Linked DNA regions of Homo sapiens: all the other regions are linked to region 1. A link is a loop called in an ENCODE intact Hi-C map of the cell type or tissue named here. Cell type or tissue: Calu3. All regions are shown on one strand. Links, peaks and the distances in the headings refer to the core of each region. The heading gives the core; the rest is flanking DNA.

Region 1 (8,070 bases), core at 1,911-6,910:
TAATTAGCACAGGGAATAATATTAAAATAGATTATACAATAAATAATTTTATTTATAATTCATAAAATAAGTGATAAAAATCTAAACTTTCAATATACCTGAATATTAAATAAAAATTATATAATAAAGAAATATGTATATATATTAAAGAGAGAAAACAGAGGCACAGAATTTAGAATCAGAAAGAAATATAATCACATAAGATATTTTAACATTATAAGAGATTACTATTTCCAACAGTATTCTCATAAATTGTAAATAATTTGAGTAATGAATAATATTGTAGAAAAACACAAGTTGCCACAATGTTCCTAGCTGAAAATATGAAAAACCTGAAAAAAACCATTAACCATGTAACTTAATTATCTTTAATTTCTTCTGGACAAACAAAGGGGCAACAATAAGCAAGAAAATGTGGGTTGATAGCTATAGCAATCATTCACTTTATTAGTTATTAAAATATACACGAATAGAGAGCTTAATTAAATATATAGTGCAGAAATAGACATATCCCTTTCATCATCACAGCTGACACATATTGAGCACTTGCAATAAGCCAGACACTGTCCTAAGCAGTTAACATGCCTTAAACCAAAATCCTGAAAACAATCCTGTCAAGGAAGTGACCCATAGTTGCACAACCTGGATATGGTTTGATCACTAGGTAAGAATATTTTCTATGATAAAGTATTTTAAAAGAGTAGAAGATGGATAAATTCATTTATAATATTGATGTGAAAACTGGTTATATGTTTTTATATGTTTTAAATTATTTAAATCCTCTTTTGATTAGATTGTTACATTTAAAATGAAATAAAACTATTTGAAAAAAGTAAATGAAACCCTGATAACTATTTAACAGGTTTCAAAAGTATAGTTATACCCACACCTCAATATTTCCAAGAAAATTAATTATAGAGAGAATAAAGATTTAACTGCAAATACAATGAAAGACATAAAAGTGAATATACAGCCAGATATTTGGGGGATGGGAAATTCTAATTATCCTGCAAAGACTGTATTTAAATGAGAACTGATAAATTTGATTACATGCATATATATAAATCATGTATGGTGAAACAACACACATAAATAATAAAAGACAAATTACAACTTTGGGAAAGTATTTGCAACATATATGACATGTATTATATGGATAAACTAAATATACATAAAGAGCTTCTATCAGTAAAAAGACAGCCCATGGAGACTCAAGAATAAGAGATTTATAAAAGGTCAGAGGCCCGGTGTGGTGGCTCATGCCTGTAATCCCAGTTTTCGAGGATTACTTTGGGAACCTGAGGTGGGAGTCTTGATTGAGCTCAGGAATCTGAGACCAGCCTGGGCAATATAGCAAGACCCCCATCTCTATAAAAAATTTAAAAATGAGCTGGACATGATGGCACTTGCCTGTAGTCCCAGATACTCCAGGAGGCTGAGGCTTGAGCCCAGAAGTTCAAGATTGCAGTGAGCTATGCTTGTGCCACTGCACTCCAGCCTGGCCAACAGAGCAAGATCCTGTCTCAAACAAACAAAAACTAAAAATAAAAGGTCAGAGACAATGACCAATAAATATCAGGAAAAGTTTTAGTGTTACAAAATCAAAGATGTGCCCACTGAAACAACATTAAGATCTTGGTTTTTACATATTAAAAAGCCAATGATTAAGAGTAATGTCAAACATGGGGAAATAAGTACTTCTGTTGTCAGAGCACTTAAATTGGTAGGAATTTCCATAAGGAAATTCGCTGTGTATCAAAAATTTTCAAAATGCCCATACATATGCCCATGAAATTCAGTTTACCATATTTTATGCTAAAGCATATACAAGTTTATACATATTGAAGCACTATTCATAACAGTAAAAGTTAGAATGTAAATGTATATAAGTTAGAAACTCTGTTTTAAAATGATGGTACATCTGGATACTCTGCCATTTCAAAAAATGTTTTATATTTTTATTTACTAACCTAAAACAATATTGATACATGTGTGTATATCTCTATAGATTAACCTGGGAGTTTAGGGGTTAATCTGGTTACCTTAAATTTTTCTTTATTAATTTATGTACGTATTTTCTGTAATTAGATTTTATTCATTTTATATAGATAAATAGTGTTTAAAATATTGAAAGATAAAAGTTATTTTGTAAGGATTATAACTGTACTTATTACTGACAAGAGATAATGTCAGTGATGATTAAAGTGGTGTAAACTCTTAAGAATATTACATAACATTTATTAAACATTTTTCATTTCCAGTTAAAGTTTAGACATATAATTTGAGAAAGGTGAAGATAACCTATAACTATTTATGCAGGAGCTGGGAGAACTGATAATTCAGATTATTGTCAAATACACCTCTCTGATTTTTTTAATGTTTCTCTTCAACTGTTTTAAAATTTCTATAGCACAACCTCTTTTTCATACATTTAAAACAAACTTTGAGCCTTTCCAGTATCCTTTAAATTCTTATATCAAACTCAAACTTCTTACCCCTAAATGGCTACAAATAATCTGACATGGTACTGGATCAGATTCCTAACTTCAGCACTTCACCTGGAAATTTCTGAACCGAAAGGGTACATCTGATTAGGAGTTAGAATATGTTCTCCCAGAAGCAGAATATGCTTGACACAATTTATGTCCTAGAAGCTGCAAACTGATGCTCACTTGTCACATCCATCCTAGAGGTACCTTTTCTTTGGTTCACACAAGATCGCAAAAATATTGAATTATTAAACAACAACTTTAAAATGTTTGATTTTATACAAAACTTTAAAAGTTGGGATTCCAGGCTTCATGCTTGCTATCCTGCATGGCAACATCTTTTGGAATGGAGCAGCTGCAGGGTGCCCTAGATGTGGTATTCACACTCAAATCTGCAACACAAAGTCTGCATTGCTCATATATATTCCTTGCCTGACTTCTTTATAAAATGTGAATATGTGATCACATCTTTAGGCATGTCCAAAGTCTTACCTGACACAACATGATTGCTCAACATGCCTGCTTTACTATCAAATTTCTATAAATAAAGACTTTTTTGTTTATATTAGGTTGAAAGTAATGGCAAAACCTGCAATTACTTTTGCACCAACCAACCAAATGACCTCTATAATATTTCTAGGCAGATAGAAGATATGTATCATGTGAGAGATTAACAATTTCATTATCACATTAACAAAGATTGGATAGGGAATAGAGTTCCAAGTGAAGGTGGCACATAGGATATTTAAGTGTTCATAGAAGATGCAATCAGAAGCAACGGGTACCAGTTTTCACAGAAGTCTGTGATTGGGTTGTGGAGAGGAGAATCAAAATGGACATTTCATAGAAAGCAACAGAAGTAATTTACTTCTGAAGTTAATGTAAAAAGCTTTCCTTACCTGAAACAAACACTTAGTTGCAGTTTATAAAGCTATTCACATTGACTTTTGAGCAATTGAGCCTGTTGAAGACTCAATATGTGCTTACATATACCTCTTTTTTTTAAAAAAAAAGAGACAAACATGTGCTATGTTTGATGTTCTAAGGTAGTTTGATCTCAAAAGTGCTTTTTAATTCTCGTGCTATTCTTGATAATTTTGAAATCTGTTGTTATCTCTTCAAGACAGATGTTCTTAGTTGATTTTGGGCATTGTTCCAACAGCAAACGTGACTAAACTTGTAATGGAAGCATTCATTCAGCCCCTAATAAGATGTGAATTAAATTCATATTTTAAAATTCCTCATAACTTTTTTCTATAAATTCATTCAACTTTTTGAATATTGTCTCAAATAATTTTGGAGCTGAGATTTACTACTGTTAGCACTTATCTGAATGGTCTGCTGCCCTAAGTGGTGATAAAAACTGGGTCAGAGAATTTAGGTCTAATTTGGGGAAAGAGAGTATATGCTCCTTTTACTCATTCAAAAACATTTATTAAGATTGGATTATATGTTTCTTACACTAGTCTTTGCTGGGGGTTTAAGGTGAAGAGGACATGGTTAATGCTTACAAGAAACTGGCAACTTAGCCAGGCAGAAAAACAGCTAACTAGTACAATGTGATAACTGTACAAATAACCTGAGGCAACCGCAAAGGGAACACAGTGGAAGGGTCGATTAATATTGCCATGGGAATCAGGACCTTCCCCTAAAACAGCGAGAAGTAACAGTGAACTGGACTTTGAAAGAGGACGGTGACTTTATCATATAGGAAAAGGATATATGAAAGCAAACATCAGGTTCTGGGGGCCATAAGTAAACTCACAACATTAGAAAATAATTTTGAGGAAAGATAAGGCTGCCAAAGGGTAATGGAACCAGATGGTGAAATGTTTTAAATTGAGGCATTGTCCAAGGAAAATCAAGAGCAACTGGGAAATATATACCAAGAGTCTTAGAAGTTATATACATTTTGAACAATTTTATGTTCAGGACTTTATTATAAGAAAATAGTGTGGAATAGACAATATACTGTAGTAGAAAGGATGTTTCTCACAGCATTATCTAGAATACAAAAAAATAGAAAATAGCTGAAATGAATAGTGATAGAGGACTGAAAGAAGACTAAATAAAAGGAATCATTTCCATATTTCACCATTGGATATGATATTTGCTAGGGGCTTATATAGAAATCTTTGTCCACTTAAAAGGTAGTTTTCTATTACTAGTTTTCTGAAGTTTGCTATTATTTATTTAGTTTTTTTTTTTTACTAAGAATGCATGTTTAATCATGCTTAATATTTGTATTTATTTATTGAGATTATTATCTTTTTTCTCTTATGACTAAAGTAAAGCAGATGAAGAGACATTCAGAAGTTAAATTATTTTGCATTACTTGTTAATAATGAATTGATAAATAAGATTTTCTTCTGTTTTACTGAGAATATTTCTTCTATGATTATATATCAGATTGGTCTGTATATTTTCTTTCTCATACAGTTATTTTCTGGTTTTGGCCTCAATGCTATGCAAACTTCATGAAGTGTGTTGGACTCACTCAATTTACCATCCTCAGAGAGAATTTGCATGTAATCGAAATGATCTTTTTCTTGAATATATTATAAGACTCATCTTTAAAAATACCCTTGACCTTTAAAACCTACCCAGTAGGTTTGGACGTGTATGTTTATATGTATATAATTTAAATTATTAATTTAATTAATTTAAAAATTTGCGTTTTTAACAAGAGACGTAGTCCAAAGAGATACGAATAAACGTTTAGCAAAATATGAACTACATGGATGTATTTTTCTTCTGTTCCTCTTTTCTCTTGAGTAGTATGTGAGTCTTAAATGCTTACTTCCTACAATCAATTTTGCTTATAACACCAATCAATGTGCCAGTGACAATAGCCCATTCCACTTTTTATGCCAGCTGATGTCCAAACAATATATAATTTTATCACTCTCCATGATTGCCAAAAATTGAAAAAGTTATTTTATCACACACTGAACTGACAGTAAGAGACCAGTGACCATTTTAAGCGATAGTCTTTTGTTTCTACAGAAAATAAAAAACTATATATTTGATCCAATTAAAAAAGGCTTCCACTTCTACAGATACTATAAAGCTGTACCAATTTTTTTTTTTACTGGAATTGTAAATCACTTTACCATCAAAGTATCAAAAACTTCTGAGTTCTCATTTTTGACAGCAACCTGGAGGATAGATAGTGAACCATCAATAATGACAAAAAGAAAACTATGCAGGGAAAGACATTAACAACCTGCTCCAGCCACCATAAGATGAAACCTAACTTTGTTAATACTTAGAGTATTGCTAGGTATGACTCAGCTGGTGATGTGGTTAGGCTCTGTGTCCCCACCAAACTTTTTATTTTGAATTGTAATCTCCATAATCCCCCCCATGTCAAGGGAGAGGCCAGGTGGAGGTGACTGAATCATGAGGGCAGTTTCCCCCACGTTGTTCTCATGATAGTGAGTGAATTCTTACAACATCTGATGGTTTTATAAGGGACTCTTCCCCCTTTGCTCAGCATTTCTTCCTGCCACCTTGTGAAGGAGGTGCCTTTCTTTCCCCTTCACCTTCCTCCACGATTGTAAGTTTCCTGAGGCCTCCCCAACCATGCTGAACTGTGAGTCAATTAAACGCCTTTCCTTTATAAATTACCTAGTTTCGGGTATGTCCTTATAGCAGTGTGCAAATGGACTAATACAGCTAGTATATGCAAATACAGCATATCATCTGAGTTTCCTGATTATTCAGGCACTTACCCTGGCTGATAGGTTCTCATAACACACCATTAAATAGTATTATTGTTTAAAACTCTTTTGCTTGTTTTTAATTGATATGTTGTTAGGATCTAAGTACTATGTGATGTGAGAGAGAAGGAGGAAATTTTGTGAGAAATGTCTGCTGGCAGTGATTGATAGACTCGATGAGGAGAAGAAACACAGGATGGTTTATGCTCAAACTTGCTCCCATTTGCTACTTTGGAAATTTCTAGAAAGAATACCATTGTTTAAAAGTGAAGATGAATGTTTCAAAGGGATTTAGGAAATACAGCATATAGACAGTGCTGCCTCAGGACTTAGGGACCAGTGGGATCTCGAGTAGGCAAAAGCATTATTTCAGTTTCTATGAGGAGCACACTGAAGTTCTGGCTCCCTGTGAACTGACACATCTTTAGTGTCCAACAGAGCTTTGCGTCAAGATGCGAATAAGCAAGACGTTAGCAGATGTCGTTGAGATCATATACAATACACATTGGTGATCTCTAGAAATAATTGGAGTTTGGGGAAGGGTGGAATGGGTGCTGTGGTTCTAAAGTCATTTTCCTAAGGCTAGAAGGTAGCAAAATGGACAGTAATAGTTACCGAATTTGCATAAATACCAGTTACACAAATATGAAAGGATGATACCTCATGATTTGATCTTAATAGCAGATGGTGTACAGGGAGAGAATATTTTAGATGTTACATTGGGTTAAGGAATTATCTCATATTTGTAATTTGTTGAGTAGTAAGACAAATAAACAAACAAAAACAGCAAAAAAAATGTACTTGTTACACCTTGTCTTTTATTTTTGTTTTTATTTTTATTTATTTATTTATTTTTAGACAGAGTCTCACTCTGTCACCCAGGGATGGAGTGCAGTGGTGCGATCACGGGTCACTGCAACCTCTGCCTCCTGAGTTCAAGCAATTCTCCTGCCTCAGCCTCCCGAGTAGCTGGGACTACAGGCGTGTGCCCCCATGCCTGGCTAATTTTTTGTATTTTTAGTAGAGACGGGGTTTCACCGTGTTAGCCAGGATGGTCTCGATCTCCTGACCTCATGATCCGCCCACCTTGGCCTCCCCAAGTGCTGGGATTACAGGCGTGAGCCACTGCGCTTGGCACACTTTGTCTTATAATAGGGAATTTAACCAAGTTACATTCATGATAATAGGGAAAATTTTTGTCCCTGTTCAGGTTATTTATTTTATACCTAATATATTTTCACATTTTCAGCTTTTGCTTTATGTTTGAAACCATCCAACTTCATATTTTTAAAGGTAATTTGACTGGTTATATATTCCTATGGCAACACTAATTTACTGTGAATATTTGGAAACTTTTTTTTTTTTGCTTCCTTCTGAATTCCATTCTTAATCTTGTTGACATAACTGCTTAGAAATGAGCTGTTTTCTCTTTGCAAGTGATATCTTCTTATCTTAGATAAAATGTGCTTCCTGGATATGTATTTTGTTTTTTATATAAAATCAGTTCAGGAAACACAACCATTATTTCTTGAAATATTGCCTTTTGTTTAGTATGTGTTTAATATATTTTTTGAACATTTTTTACTTTCCCTACTTACTTTTTTTATTCCCTGCTTCTGGGATGCCAGTCAGATGCTTACTAGACTTCTCATTCTGTCCTATATAAATATTAATGTCATTTTAATACATCTTTTTATCTGCATGACGTATTTTAGTCATTTCTTGGGATATATATTCCAGTTCATTAATTCTGTTTTTGACTCTTTCTAATCTACTATTTAAGCAATTCAATGGTTCTTTTTATTTTGAAAAATTACATATGATTATTTCTAGATGTTAATTCCTCATTGTTTTGTTAT
Region 2 (8,070 bases), core at 1,523-6,522, 230 kb before region 1:
AGTCTTGCTTTGGCTATGCAGGCTCTTTTTTGGTTTTATATGAATTTTAGAATTGTTTTTTCTATTTCTGTGAAGAATGATGGCGGTATTTTGATGGGAATTGCATATAGATTGCTTTTGGCAGTATGGTCATTTTTCACAATATTGATTCTACCCATCCATGAGCATGGGATGTATTTCTATTTGTTTGTGTTGTCTATGATGGAGGTGGCAGGGTGGATGTAATGAACTCTGTGAGGGTTCTTAGCTTTGGTGGTTTAATGTCCTATTTTTGGGCTGTTTGGCCTCCTGCCAGGAGGTAGCAGTTTCCAGATAGCATTAGCTGTTGTAGTATGGAGAGGAACTGGCTGTGGACGTGGCCCTAGAACTCCCAAGATTATATGCCTTTTGTCTTCAGCTACTAGGGTGGATAGGGAAGGCCCATCAGGTGGAGTCAGGACTAGGCTTTTCCAAGCTCAGAATCTCCTTGGGTGGGTCTTGCTGCATGTGCTGTGGGGGATGACAGTGAGGTTCCCAGGTCATTGGAGTTGTGTACCTAGGAGGATTATGGCTGCCTGTGCTGAGTCATGTAGGATGTCAGGGATGTGGGGGAAAGCCAGCAGTCACAGGCCTCACCCAGCTTCCACGCAAATTGAAGGGCTGGTCTCACTCCCACCGTGCCCCCCACAAAAGCCCCAAGTCTGTTTCCAGGTGGTGGACGAGCCTGGCTACCCACCTCCCAGCTGTGAAAGAAAAGGGCTTTGTTCTTCCCCCACCTGTGGAGTCTGCACACCGGATTCGGATTCGTGGCCCTCCCCTGAGTTCTTGCCAGGAGGCTTCTCGCCCGGTTCAAATTGTTACAAAGGTCAGCTAGAGAATTCCCTCTCCCTGAAGTGTTTTACCCTCTGCTCCTCTGGCCACACTACCGATGGATCCCTGTGGTACCAGGCAGGAATGATTGGCTTGGGGACCCAGCAAGCTCCAAGGGCCTTTCTTGCTGCTTCCTCTACCCTGTATTTCACTCCGCTCTATAAATTGACTCAGCTCCAGGTAAGGTCGGAAACTTCTCCGGCAAACAGACCTTCAGTTTCTCCAGTGGGGATGTATGTTTGGGAGAGTAGGATCTTCTTTTCCCACTTCTGTAGTTGGGGCAATCACAGTATTTGGGGCGTCTCCCGGGTCCTGCAGGAGCAGTCCACTTCCTTCAGAGGGTCTGTGAGTCCTCTGGGCATTCCTGGTTTGTTTTTGCAGTGGATCGGGAGCTAAAATTCAGGATGCGAGCCTTCGCACGCTGCTCTGTCCGTTCCAGTCAGAGCTGCAATATAGGCCTGCCTCCCATCCGCCATGAACTGAAATCCATGTTTGATTGACTTTAATAATCAGAATTGAAGATACTCGCCTTAGGAGAAAGGGAAATTGCATTTTGTTCTGCTGGAACCAGATTCCAGACTTAATGAAGAAATCTCAATTTCAGCTCCCTCATCTCGTCAGAGATCCAAAATTATTCTGGTCGGGCAATTATATAGACAATCCCACCTTTCACCATTGCTTACCATTAACCACTCCCTCTTCAGGTTTCAGCTCATGAGTTGGTTTTATTTCGACAGAGGAATGGTGTCTTGGAGATTTCTCCTCATTCCTATAAATTTAAAAATGTACTAAAAAGTGTTTTATCCAGAAGCGTTTGTGTTTTTTTAGTGGAGAGCCTGTCGGATATCTATCAGCCACACTGCAGGATTTCCTTGTTATTTCTTTGGAAATTTTTAAGTGGTTCCTTTGAGAGATATGGTTCTGAGGTCCTAGGGAAGCTCTTTCATTTTCTTTGAAGACCCCCATTCTGTGGCTATGGAGTAAACCCAATTCCATAGAATCAACAAGAATCCTCTCTAAGACTCAGCATAATAAGATGTTTGGGAAGAATTTTATTTCTTGAGGCTTAAAAAAAGCACTTGATGGTTGAATCTGAGATGTTCATTTGGATTTTGAAGCCTTTTGTTTGTAACAGGATTTAATCTTTGTATTTTAATTTCTTCCTTGCAATATAAAAATTAGAGAAGATATATTCCAGATTTGGAAATCTCCTGTTGGCATATTATTATTGGACTATCCTAATTTGACTTTTGCTCTTATTTCAGAATCTTAGATAGTTTATGTTGGACAACATGAGTGGACATAATTTGAAATAGGAAACAAGTGAGAGTGTACTGTTGGCTTTAGGGACAGAAAGGCCTTGCAGTTAATTCCTAGTGGAACAGGAAATGATCAATCCTCCATGATAATTAGCTTGTAAATAAGGAGAAAATCCTCAGATACAACTTGTGATGGTTCTGTGGCTTCAGTTTGGAGAGGGCACAGTTTTATACAGTTATGTAAACAACTGCAGGTTTTACAGTTTCACTCATCACATGAATTATTGGACTGTTAAGAGTATTTTGTACCATAGATAATTTCTTTGGTTTAATTAAAAGAAAAAAAAGAAGAGTAGTTGCTTGGCCAAGTAATTCATTAGCTAAAATTCTTCAAGCTGAAATCAGATCCTTGAAATTTGATTTGTATGTTAGGCTATGGGACTTTTAGATAAATCCTCTGAGTTAAGTTTTTTAAAATTCTGGAGATAAGTATAAAGATCCTTTTCCTCATCATTAAAAGCATTCTGTAAGTAGCCGTGTACACTTCATAATTATCAGTAACAGTTCTAAACTTCATTTTGGAAAGGCCAGTCATAATTCTCAAAATTTTCTCAACAAATTTAACTAATTGGTATTGAAAGTCATTTTAAAAACTTCAAGACACAAAGTCTACACTGTCCACCAATGGTCCCAGGAAGGTGCTAAAACAAGGAAAGTCTGGTAAGGGGTAGGGATGGCCTCATGAAAGAGGGAGCAGAATTACCATGATTCTTTTGTAGTTTACATCAAAGGGGACAGGTAAGCCTCTATTTAACCATAGGCTTAATGTTTAAACTCAATGGATTAAGAGAACCAATAGCTGAAAAAGATTATAGGTAGATGCTTCTGCTCCATTCTTGATAGTTCCTTCTATCTAGAGGAAGTTTCAATGGTGTATCCGTCCTACCCTCTCTCCTATCCCTCCTTACTCACTTCTCTTCATAAATATGGAATGAACTGAGGAAAAAGAAACATGCATGCATACCTTAGCTCCTCTCCCTCTCCCCCTCTAAAAATGTAGTGATTTTTAAACTTCAATGTGATTCCAAATCCCTAGAGATATTCTTAAAACAGATAGCTTGGCCCCTTGCACAGAAATTTGATTTGGCAGGTCTAGAGCAGGCCTATAAATTTGCATCTTTAAAAAATTCTCAGGTGATGCTGATGCTACTGCAACTGGTTTTTCAGTGGCAGCTTCTGAAAGGGGCAATATAAGGCTACCTTTAGCAAGGTTGGTAAGTCTGTCTAATTTTGAGTCAGTATAAGGGAGGCCTACTTGCTCACAAATAGAACTGCTCTTCCTGATTTGGGTTTTCTGCCTGCCTTACATCTTATATGTGTTTTAATTGATCAGAATTTGAGAAAAGAGTTGGGGTGCAATTTACCTCATCTTAAAACCTCAAAATGAACATAGATGCTCTCATATTGTCAATTAACATACATATCGGTTTATCTGCCTGGATTGTAGGACATTTAGAGAAGGATCATATGTTCAATAACACTGTAAAGCCAAGTGCTGTCCTTTGTTTACTTGAGTCCAATTATGATTAAATAAAAAATAGATCATATAAAAATATTGTTTGCTGGGCACAGTTATTCATGCGTGTGATTCCAGCACTTTGGGAGGCTGAGGCAGGTGGATCATTTGAACTCAGGGTTTGAGATCAGCCTGGCCAAGATGGCGAAACCCTGTCTTTACAAAAAATACAAAAAATTAGCCAGGTGTTGTGGGATGTGCCTATGGTTTCAGCGCCTATGGTTTCAACCCAGGTGTTGTGGGATGTGCCTATTGTTTCAGGAGGCTGAGGTGGGAGGATCACTTGAAACCAGGAGGTGGAGGCTACAGTGAGCTGTGATTGTGCCACTTTACTCAAGCCTGGGTGACAAAGGGAAACTCTGTCTCAAAAAATGTGCATGTGTGTGTGTGTGTGTAATTGTCACTTCCTAGCCAATAAGACATTTCATTTTCAGCTAGAATTTAGAATTTAAAAAGTTATTTTGAATAAATAAAACTCCTGATCTCTAAGGTGGACTTCAGCTGTCTGTTTTAAAGGGCTGATGCTGCTGAAATCATTATGGGATTCTCAGGAATGATGTCTAATGTTCAGTGAGTAATCTGTCTTGATATATGCTATCCCAGGAAGTTGATGTTTCAAGTTTGATTAATCATCCACTTTATTCCTTCAAGGTTTTCTATTTCATGCTGGGTGGATTACAGTCCAGTGACTACTACCTCCATCTAGCCAGCTGGTGATAATTGCTGTTAATTTCCTGGTATTTGGCAACAAGTTGTTTCTTGATGACTAGAGGGAGATATCATGAAAATGTGTCAGAAGGGAATTGCAAAAATAACATTTATTGTTTTTGCTTGATTATAAAATGTGATACATGTTCATTGCTGAAAATTTTAAAAATATAAAAAATAAATTAAAAAATAAGAATTTAAACATAATGTTTCTATTCATAGAAACCATGTGCATAATTTTAGTGAATTTCAGATCTCTCATCTATCTGTCCATAGTCTGTTTCACTATAACAAAATACCTGAGACTTGGCATTTTTTATAAAAAACAGAAATTGATTTTCTCACAGTTCCAAAGGCTGGAAGTCCAAGGTCAAGGTGCCAGCAGGTTCAATGTCCGATAAAGGCCTAGTCTCTGTGCTTCCAAGATGATACCTTGTTGCTGTGTACTCACAAGGCAGAATGTTGAAAGGGCAAAAGGGTACCTAGCTAGTTTCCTCCAGCCGTTTTATAAAAACATTAATCCATTGATGAGGGCTCTGCCTTTATGATCTAATCATTTTCCAAAGGCTGTACCTTTTAATACTGTTGCATTGGGAATTAAGTTTCAACATTGATATTGGAGGGGACATAAACCATAGCAATCGTTATATATTCTGATATAACAAACACACAACACCCACCACTGGCACTACTTCCACTGAAAAAAACTTAGCATCATTCTACTTATCCAGCTTTGTATTCTATTTTTTCTTTTAAAAAATTGACAGACCTTTTACAGGAAGTGGGTTGCTGTTGCTGGCTCTGGGAGACAGCTGAAAAACTATGAGTGCCCAAAGTGTGAAAGTGTGAAAGGGGGATCATCTGCCCCTGAACACACATCCTCACTGGGGAAACTGGAGGTCCAGATCATGGGAGAAGGATTTGACCTTACCTGGAGCTGAGATGAATTTAGAGTACTGAGTGAAATACATGGATAGAGGAAGCAGTGGAAGAGCTTGGTGGGCACTCTCGGTCCCCAGGGAAGCCATCTCTGACTTTGTCTCACAGGGGTCCTTGGAAAGGCTGCCAATAGAATTGGGGAAAGATCACAGCAAGAAGGAAACTTTCAGCTGAACTTCATGACAATTTCCACCAAATGTGAAGTTTCTTGGATAGAATCTGGGGGAGGGGGTGAACCAGGAGTGCAGACACCAGCACAGAAGCCACGACAGGGAGGGAAGCAGGAAACCTGAGAGCCCTGCTTGTTCTTTCAGCAGGGAGGCTTGTAACCTGGGGCAAGTTCTGAGCCCTGCTCACCAGCTGCCTGGAAATAAACTCAGTGCTGGTGGTGGGGGCATGGTGGGAGTGAGATTGGCCTTTCAGCCTGTGTGGGAGCTGGTTGAGGCCTGTCACTGCAGGCTTTCCCCCACTTCCCTGGTGACCTGTACAAAGCAACAGAGGCAGCCATAGTCCCCCTGGGATCATAACTTCATTGGCCTGAGAATCACACTCCCATCCCCCACAGCAGCTGCAGCGAGCCCCTCCAAGGAAAGTCTGAGCTCAGACCTGCCTAACCCTGCCCCCTCCTCAAGGTCTTCCTCTAAGCACCCTGATAGCCCAAGACAAAGGACATAATCTCTTGGAAACTCTATGGACCTGTCCACCACCTCAGAAACCCCAATACTTATCCAGGCAACCTTAGGGCAAGATTGTGTCCTCCCTAGATTACCACAGCTGGAGATCTCTTGAAAGTGCCACCTCCTGGCCAGGGGCCATAAGACACAAAATGAGCACAATAAACAAAACTTCAACCAAGGACCCTCACAGAGTCCACTTCACTCCCTTGCTACCTCCACTGGAGCAGATGCTGGCATCCACAGCTGAGAGACCTGAAGATGGGTCACATCACAGGATTCTTTGCAGACACCCCGCCCACCACCCCTGTACCAGCCCAGAGCCCAGTAGCTCCACGTGGTAGCCAGACCCAGAAGGGAAAAAACAATCACTGCACTTTGGCTCTCAGGGAGCCCCATCCCTATGGGAAGAGGGAAAGCGTGACGAAAGGGAGCACCTTGTGGGACAAAATCTGAACAGCAGCACTTGAGCCCCGGATTTTCCCTCTGACATAGTCCACCCCTAAATGAGAAGGAACCAGAAAAACAATTATGGTAATATGACAAAACAAGGTTCTTTAACACCCCCAAAAGATCACATTAGCTCACCAGCAAGGGATCCAAACCAAGATAAAAATCTTTGAATTGCTAGAAAAGGAGTTCAGAAGGTCGATTATTAAGCTAATCAAGGAGGCACCAGAGAAAGATGAAATCCAAGTTAAATAAATTTAAAAAAAAGATACAGGATATAAATGGAAAAATCTCCAATGAAAAACATAGCATAAATAAAAAACAGTCACAACTTCTGGAAATCAAGGGCACACTTAGAGAAATGCAAAATGCACTGGAAAGTCTCAGCAATAGAATCAAACAAGTAACAGAAAAACTTCAGAGCTCAAAGACCGGGCTTTCTACTTAACCCAAACCTACAATGAAAAAGAAAAAAGAATCCAACAAAATGAACAGAGCCTCCAAGAATTTTGGGATTATGTTAAATGACCAAACCTAAGAATAATTGGTGTTCCCAAGGAAGAAGAGAAATCTAAGAGTTTGAAAAATGTTTGAGGGAATAATTGAGGAAAACTGCCCTGGTCTTGCTACAGATTTAGACATCCAAATACAGGAAGCACAAAGAACACCAGGGAAATTAATCACAAAAAGATAATCACCTAGCCACATAGTCAGGTTATCTAAAGTCAAGATGAAGGCCAGAATATTAAGAGCTCTGAGGCAAAAGCATTAGGTAACCTATAAAGGAAAACCTATCAGATTAACAGCAGATTTTTCAGGGGAAACCTTACAAGCTAGAAAGGGATGAGCTCTATCTTTAGTCTCCTCAATTATCAGCCAAGAATTTTGTATCCAGTGAAACTAAGCTTCATAAATGAAGGAAAGATACAGCCTTTTTCAGCCAAACAAATGCTGAGAGAATTTGCCACTACCAAGCCAGCACTACAAGAACTGCTAACAGGAGCTCTAAATCTTGAAACAAATCCTCAAAATACATGAAAATAGAACCTCCTTAAAGCATAAATCTTGCAGGACCCATAAACCAATAACACAATGAAAAAAAAAACACCCAAGTTATTCAGGCAACAAATAGCATGATGAATAGAATAGTATCTCATACCTTAATACTAATGTTGAATGTAAATGGCCTAAATGCTCCAATTAAAAGATAGAGAATGGAGAAACAGATGATAATTCACCAACCAAGTATTTGCTGTCTTCAAGAGACTCACCTGACACACAAGGACAAACATAAACTTAAGGTAAAGGGGTGGAAAAAGATATTCCATGCAAATCAACACCAGAAGTGAGCAGGAGTAGTTATTCTTACATCAGACAAAACAAACTTTAAAGGAAAAGTAGTTAAAAACCTGGGACATTATATAATGATAAAAGGACTTGTCCAACAGGAAAATATAACTATCCTAAATATATCATATATGCACCTAACAATGGAGCTCCCAGATTTATAAAACAATTACTATTAGACCTAAGAAATCAGCCAGACAGCAACACAATAATAGTGGGGCACTCAATACTCCACTGACAGCACTAGACAGGACATCAAGACAGAAGT
Region 3 (8,070 bases), core at 1,523-6,522, 89 kb before region 1:
TGGATCAGTTTTATATTGCTGTGTAACATATTTCTACAAGCTTAGTAGCAAAAAAAAAAATACAAATTTACTATCTTACAGTTTCCATGGGTCAATAGTCATGGCATAGATTGGCTGGATTTTCTGCTCAGTTCTCATACAGCTGAAATAAAACTGTTAGGAATCAAAGTGTTATCTGGGGCTGCATTCTTATCTTCAACTTGAGGACCTCTTGAAATTCATTTAATTTTCTGGCAGAATTCATTTTTTTGTAGCTGTAGAACTCATGACAAGTTCCATTTTCTTCTAGGCCAACAGGAGAGCATGTCTCTCATACTTCACTTTATTTTTTAAAATAAATGTTATTGTGTATATTTGAGATTTATAACATTATGTTATGGAATATGTAGAGAAAGTAAGGTGGTTACTATAGTAAAGTGGATTAACCTATCTATCGTCTCATATAACTACTGTTTTTAAATGACAAGAGAAGTTAAAATCTATTTATTTAACAAAAATCTCCAGTGAAATTGTTTTATTAACTTTAGTCCTCATTTTATACATTAGATCTGTAGATTTGTTTATCCTACATACCTGCTATTTTGTATCTTTCAATCTTCATCTCTCTATTTCTTTCCCCATGCCCAGCCTGTGGTAAAAACTTTCATTTTCTATCTACCTCTGTATCTCCATGTATTTGAGCTCATGTATATATTCCACATATAAGCGAGATTATGTGATATTTTTCTTTCTCTGTCTGGCTTACTTCACTTAGTATAATGTCCTCCAAGTACATTCATGTTGTGGCAAATGGCATAATCTCTTTCTTTTTAAAGGCTGTATAATATCCTGTTACACACAGACCCACTCAGACACACACACATACACACCATTTTTCTTTATTCATCTGTCAATGGGCATTTAGATTGTTTCTATATCCAGGCTATTGTGAATAATACAATGAACATGAAAATGCAGGTAGCTTTACAAGGTAGCGATTTCATCTTCTTTGGATATTTACCTAGAAGACAAGACTGCTGGGTCATATGGTAATTTTATTATTATTATTATTTTTAAAAACCTCTATACTGTTGTTCATAATGGCTGTACCATACTTCATCTTATTTTATTGTATTTAATTGTGTATTTACTTATTGTAATAAGAACATTTAGCATGAGATCTACCTACACAACAAATTTTTAAGTGCACAATACAGTATCATTAATTATAAGCGAAATGTTGGACAGTGTATCTCTAGAAATGATTCATCTTGCCTATATTAAACTATATACCTGTGAAACAGCAATTCCTCATTTTCCCTTTCCCCAACTCCTGGAAAAAAACACTCTACTCTCTGTTTCTGAGAGTACAACTATTTTAGGTACTTCATATGCATGGAACCTTGCAGTATTTGTCCTTCTGTGACTGACTTATTTCACTTAGCATAATGATCTCCAAGTTCATTCATGTTGCATGCTGTTGGGAAAAGTGAATACCCACAATGGAAAGAATGAAACTGAACCTTTTTCTTACACCATACCCCAAAATTAATTCAAAGTCGATTAAAGACTTAAATGTAAAACCTGAAACTATAAATCTCCTAGAAGAAAACTTTGGGAAAAATTTTATGGCATTTTTATTGGCAATGATTTAGATATGAACCCCAAAGCACAAGCAATAAAATAAAATTAGACAAGTGGGAATATATCAAACTAAAAAGCTTCTAACAGTAAAGGAAATACTCAGTAGAGTAAAAAGACAGCCTACACAATGGGTACGATGTTGGAAAACCATATATCTGGTAAGGGATTAATATCCAAAACATATAAGAATCTCCTATAACTCAACAGCAAGAACAAAATAACCAAACAAACAAAAAGCCCACACAACTAAACTAAAAAATAAACAAAGGGCTTCAATAGACAATTCTCCAAAGACATACAAATTACCAACAGATATATGAAAAAAATGTTCAACATCACTAAGTACCAGTACAATTCAAACCATAATGAAATATTACTTTACAACTGTTGAAATGACTATTAGTCAAAATCAAAAGATAACAAGTGTTGGTGAGGATGTGGAGAAATTGGAACCCTTGTATGCTATTCATGGGAATATAAAAATGGTACAGCCACTATTAAAAACACTATGGTGGCTTCTCAAAATATTGTATAAAAGAATTACCATATGCTCCAGCCATCTCACTTCTGGTTATATTGAAGTCAAGATCTTAAAGAGATATTAGTACTCTCTTCTTCATTGAACTATTATTTACTATTGCCAAGATAAAAAATCTAAGTGTCTATTGATAGGTAAATGGATACAGAAAATGTGCCATGAACATACAATAAAATATTATTCATTTTTTTTTTTTTTTTTTTTTTGAGACGGAGTCTCGTTCAGCTCCCAGGCTGGAGTGCAGTGGCGCAGTCTCGGCTCACAGCAACACCATCTCTCGGGTTCAGGCGATTCTCCTGTCTCAGCCTCCTGAGTAGCTGGGATTACAGGCACCTGCCATTATGCCTGGCTAATTTTTATTTTGTATTTTAGTAGAGATGGGTTTCACCATGTTGGCCAGGCTGGTCCTGACCTCCTGACCTCAGGTGATCTGCCCGCCTCGGCCTCCCAAAGTGCTGGGATTACAGGCATGAGCCACCGTGGCTGGCCTATTCATTCTTTAAAAAGGAAATTCTAGCACTTCATCTTATTTTAATTATTTACCTGATTAGCTCAGACCCACCTAGGATAATTTTCCTAATTTAAGCCAATTGAATAAAGATTTTAATTACATCTGCAAAATCTTTTCACAGCAACACATATATTAGTGTTTGAATAACTGGGAGAAGGTGTGTAAACCAGGGCCTAGAAATCTGAGGTGGAGGGCATCTTAGAATTCTGCCTACCTCAGGATTTCTTGAAAAGGTTTTTAGACATTAAGATGATTAATTATTCTTCACCTGCTTAAATTGTCTTTCTCAGCCAAATTTACACACTAAGGCTTAGGCTTTTATTCACAAAGATAATTTACTTCCAGATGGCACCAGAGAGCCATTTTAGATTAAAATTTAATTTTAGATTAATAGCCATTGTGACTGGTGTGAGATGGTATCTCATTGTGGTTTTGATTTGCATTTTTTTGATGATTAGTGATGATAAGCATTTTTTCATGTTTGCTGGACACTTTTGTATCTCCTTTTGAGAAGTGTCTGTTCGTGTCCTTTGCCAACTTTTTAATGGGGTTATTTGGTTTTTGTTTGGTGGTTTGTTTAAGTGACTTTTAGATTCTTAATATTAGACCTCTGTCTAATATTGCACAGATTGCAAATATTTACTGCCATTCTGTAAGGTTGTCTATTTACTTTTGATAAGTTCTTTTGCTGTGCAGAAGCGCTTTAGTTTAATTAAGTCCAACTTGTAAATTTTTGTTTCTGTTGCAATTGTTTTGGGGGACTTAGCCAAAAATTCCTTGCCAAGGTTGATGTTGAGAAGGGTATTTCCTAGGTTTTCTTCTTGGATTTTTATATTTTGAGGTCTTACATTTAAATATTTAATTTGTATATGGTGAAAGGTAGGGGTCCAGTTTCATTATTCTGCATATGGTTAGCTAGTTATCCCGGCACCACTTAATGACTAAGGAGTCCTTTTCCCACTGCTTGTATTTGTCGGCCATGTTGAAGATCAGATGGTTGCGGGTGTGCGACTTTATTTCTGAATTTTTGATTCTGTTCCATTGGTCTATGTGTCTGTTGTACAAGTAAAATGCTGTTTTCGTCACTGTAGCCTTTTAGTACAGTGAGAAGTTGGGTAGACTGATGCCTCCGGCTTTGTTCGTTTTGCTTACAATTGCTTTGGCTATTCAGGTTCTTTTTTGTTTCCATATGCATTTTAGAATATTTTTTTTTCTAATTCTGTAAAAAATGACTTTGATAGTTTGAGAGAAATAGTGTTAAATTTGTAAATTGCTTTTGGCAGTATGGTCATTTTAACAATATTGATTCTTCTAATCCATAAGCGTGGAATGATTTTCCATTTATTTGTGTTGTACCTGATTTCTTTCAGCAGTCAACTTCAACTCATCCTCTCAAATTGTATCTGGAATTGTAAATTAGAAATTTCTGAATGTAGCTTTACATATCCGAGCCTTAATGGGCCATTTCACTCACAAAGGAGGAGTAGGTATTATTAGTAAAAAACAGAAGGAAAGGAATAATCCATCTTTTGCAGTTGTGATAATGAAAAAACCACAATGACATCATTTTGAGTCCCAAAGCTTAGACATTGGTAGGTCTGATACAAACAAAATGGCAGAGTAGCCAGAAGCTTACCAGAGACAATCAGAGAAAAAGACAGCAAATAAAAGCCCTTCTATGATGTGGACAATTCTAGAGGAGGCCTGTGCCTGTGTAATAGGCTTACCCAGACAGAAACATGAAATCTACATGTGGGCGTATATTTAAAAACATCTCCCAAGACTCACACAAATCAACATGTCTGAAGCTTCACTGGCAAATGGGCGTAAACACAACCTCTGACTGAACATTGACAGAATAATGAGCTACTCTGACCCAGAGGTGACTCCTAACCAGTATTCTAAATAATATCATAGTCATTCCTGGCATTCTCAAAAAACATGTGCTTGCCCAAGACTGCACACTCTCGGGAGTTGCCAGAGAGAGACCCTCTAGGCTATTGTTCCTGGTTGAATATGCAGAGACATGTAAAATCCCTGAACTGTGCTAGCAATTTCCAAACCACAAACACACATTAATGGTAAAGAGTAAAAATCTAACTGGCTATAGAGATTTACATGTAACATTTGACAAATTAGTGGCTATACTGACCAGGGTGGCCAGGCTTAAAGAAAAAACAAGGGGGAATATGTGAGCAATGATATCAGAATCTTTTCCCTGTAAGGGAAACATACAGCATAGAACTATTTCAGTCAAGCAACTAAGCAAATTTTTAAACGACCAGATAAGAAATACAACTCCAGGAATTATCAGTATCCAGGGTTGGTAAAATAGATTATCTGAAATGTTCAGTTTTCAACAATATAATGCGACATACCAAGAAATAGGAAAGTGTGACTTATAAATAAGGAAAAAATTGGCTATAGAATATGTCTTTAAAGTGTCCCTGATAGTGGGCTTAGTAGACAAAAACTTCAAAGCAGCAATTACAAATACTTTCAAAGAACAGAAAGAAATCAAGCTTAAATAACTAAAGGAAGGTATGATGACAATATTTTATCAAGTATAGAATACCAATAAGGAGATAGATACTATTAAAAAAATAACCAAATTAAAATTCTATAGTTTAAAAGTAAAATAACTAAAATGAAAAATTCATTAGCAGAGTAGAAATGAGCTAGCAGAAGAAAAGAATAGTGAATTTGAAGACAGATCAATAGAGATCAGGCAATCTGGAACAGAGAGAATAAAGGATAAATAAAAATTAACAGAGTCTCAGAGAAATGTAGGACACCATTAAACACACCAACGTACATTTCATGGGACTAGCAATGGAGAAGAAAGCAAGGGACAAAATAAATAAGCAAGGAAATAAAAGTTGAAGATTTATTAAATTTGATGAAATATCTTCACGTACAGAGCCAAGAACCTCAGCAAACTCCAAGCACAATAAGTACAAAGAGAAAAACACCCAGACATATCACAGTCAAAATGCTTAAAGACAAGGAGAAAATCTTGAAAGGTGCAAGAGTAAAAGGAATCATTACATCAAGCTGGCAGCTTATCAGAAAGAAGGGCCCAGAAGGTAGTGGGATGACATATTCAAAAAGCTAAAAGTAAAAACAGTGAAAAATAAATTTATATCTAGCAAGACTATCTTTCAAAAATGAGGGTAAGATAAGACATTCCCAGGGAAACAAAAATTGAGAGAATTTGTTGCCAGTAAACTGCCTTAAAATAAATAGTAAAGGAACTTCTTCAGGTTGAAAGCAAGTGACAATAGACAGTAATTCAAAGCTACAAGAAAAACAAAGAATGCCCATAAAGGTAATTATGTAGCTAATTGAAAAATATAGCATAATTGCATGCTCTTGTCTCTTCTTCTTTTGACTGATTCAAAAAGCAATTGCATAATACAACAATTTGGCATGTAACACAAAGAAATGTCATGTATTTGACAATCAACGTTCAAAGGAACTGGGTGAAAACAAAGTTATATTGGAGTAAGCAAATGATACCAAGTGTTATCTTACACCACTAGACGGAATAAAAAGAAACAGCAAGGGTAAATAAGAATGTTAATATAACAAGCTCTATACATATATATTTGCTTCTATTTCTTTAGTTCTTTAAAAAATTAAGATAATATAAAGTAATAATTATAACAATGTATTGTTCAGTTTGTAAGCTTTATAGAAGTAGTATGTATGACAGTAATAGCACAAAATATAAGGAGGGAATGTAGCTATATAGGAATAAAGTTTCTATATTTTATGGGTATAAAATCAGTATAAATCTAAATTAGACTTTCATAAGTTAAGACATACATTGTAAGTCCTAGAAGAACCACTAATAAATATTTCAAAATATAATTTAAAATTTACTAAAAATTAAACTGCTACATTAAACATAAGCTGCTTAGTATAAAAAAAAGTAGAAAAAGAAAAAAGACATGTGACACATAGAAAACAAAAGGCAAAATGGCAGATATAATTCTAAACATATCAATAATATTAAATGCATGTGGGTTATACAATCTCACCAAAACCCAAGAACTTTTAAATTGGATTTTAAAGACTGTGATCCAATAATGCTTTGTCTGGAAGAGACATAGTTTGAAAGTAATAGGATGGAAGAAGATATATCACACAACTATAAATGAAAGGAAAGCAGGAGTAGCTATTTGATGCTTTTAAAAATATAAAAAAAAAAATGACAAAATTTTAGCTGAACTAACCAAGAATAAAAAACAAAGAGAAGTCTGAAATTACTAAAATCAAGAATGAAAAAGGAATGTTACTATTGTTGTATTGAAATAAAAAGATTATAAGGGAATGCTATTACAAACAACTATAAACCAACAAGATGAGTTGCATGAAACGAATTAATTTCTTGGAAGACACAAAGTACTGACTCTTACTCTAGAATAAATAGAAATTCCAGATAGGTCTATAATAAGCAAAAAATTGAATTGATCATTTTAAAACTTCCTGAAAGAAAAGCCAAGTACCATATGTTTTCCCTGGTGAAATCTATCAAACATTCAAAGAAAAACTACTATAAATACTTCACAAATTCTTTTAACAAATAGAAGAGCTGGAAACAGTTTCCAACTCATCCTATGAGGGCAATATTACTCTGATACTAAAACTAGAAGAAAAAAACTACAGCCTAGTATCGCTGATGAATATATTTGCAAAAATACTCATCAAAATACTAACAAACCAAATCCAATAACATATTAAAAGGATTATACAACATGAACAAGTAGGATTTATCCTAGGAACACAGGTTGATTTAACATCCAAAATTAATTAATGTAATAAGCCATTTTGACAGAATAAAAGACAAAATATTATACAGTTATTTCGAAAACATTTGATGTACTACAACTACATTTCATGATAAAACACTCATTTTTACCTAGTAAAGACCATCTACAAAAAATCCACAGTTAACCTCATACTTAATAGCGAAAGAATGAATATTTTCACCCTAAGATCAAGAACCAGACACAGATGTTCAACCTCATCACCTTGATTTAACATTGTATTGGAGTTTCCAGCCCAGGCATCTAGGCAAGAAGAGGGAATAAAAGGCATCTAAATTGGAAAGAAGGAGGTAAAACTATCTCTATTTGCAGATCATGTTATTTTATATACAGAAAATTGTAAGGATTACACTAAAAACCTGTGAAGGCTGAAAAATAAAAGATCAATTTCTAAAAATCAATTATTTCTATAGGTTAACAATGAAAATTATGCATTTGAAACTAAGAAAACATTTCCAACCATAATGACATAAAAAAAGAACAAAATATTTAAGTATAACAAAAGGGTGTATAAGATTTGTGCCCTAGAAAATACAGAACATTGCTTAAAGATATTAAAAAAAACC

Evidence for each region. Peaks named below come from ENCODE experiments on the same cell type or tissue, not always from the same donor. Only the 100,000 strongest peaks of a DNase experiment are listed, where the experiment ranks them.
Region 2: a loop joins it to region 1, with 1.9 times the contacts of the local background. A loop is called at or near these places in 1 of 110 quality-filtered maps.
Region 3: it touches region 1 in a loop (2.4-fold over the local background); 1 of 110 quality-filtered maps calls a loop at or near these places.

Annotation. Positions count from the first base shown.
Region 1 is chr12:81,870,351-81,878,420 of GRCh38, reverse strand. No RefSeq gene overlaps it. Among named protein-coding and RNA genes, the nearest start is that of LINC02426, 79 kb to the left of the region's middle. In Calu3, for the core only: no CTCF peak of the experiment used is centred there; a DNase peak (open chromatin) is centred at 4,070.
Region 2 is chr12:82,095,686-82,103,755 of GRCh38, reverse strand. No RefSeq gene overlaps it. Among named protein-coding and RNA genes, the nearest start is that of LINC02426, 150 kb to the right of the region's middle. RefSeq lists an enhancer at 373-1,572. In Calu3, for the core only: no CTCF peak of the experiment used is centred there; a DNase peak (open chromatin) is centred at 4,395.
Region 3 is chr12:81,958,838-81,966,907 of GRCh38, reverse strand. All of the region lies in intron 2 of LINC02426 (long intergenic non-protein coding RNA 2426), which reads right to left. Among named protein-coding and RNA genes, the nearest start is that of LINC02426, 9.2 kb to the right of the region's middle. In Calu3, for the core only: no CTCF peak of the experiment used is centred there; no DNase peak of the experiment used is centred there.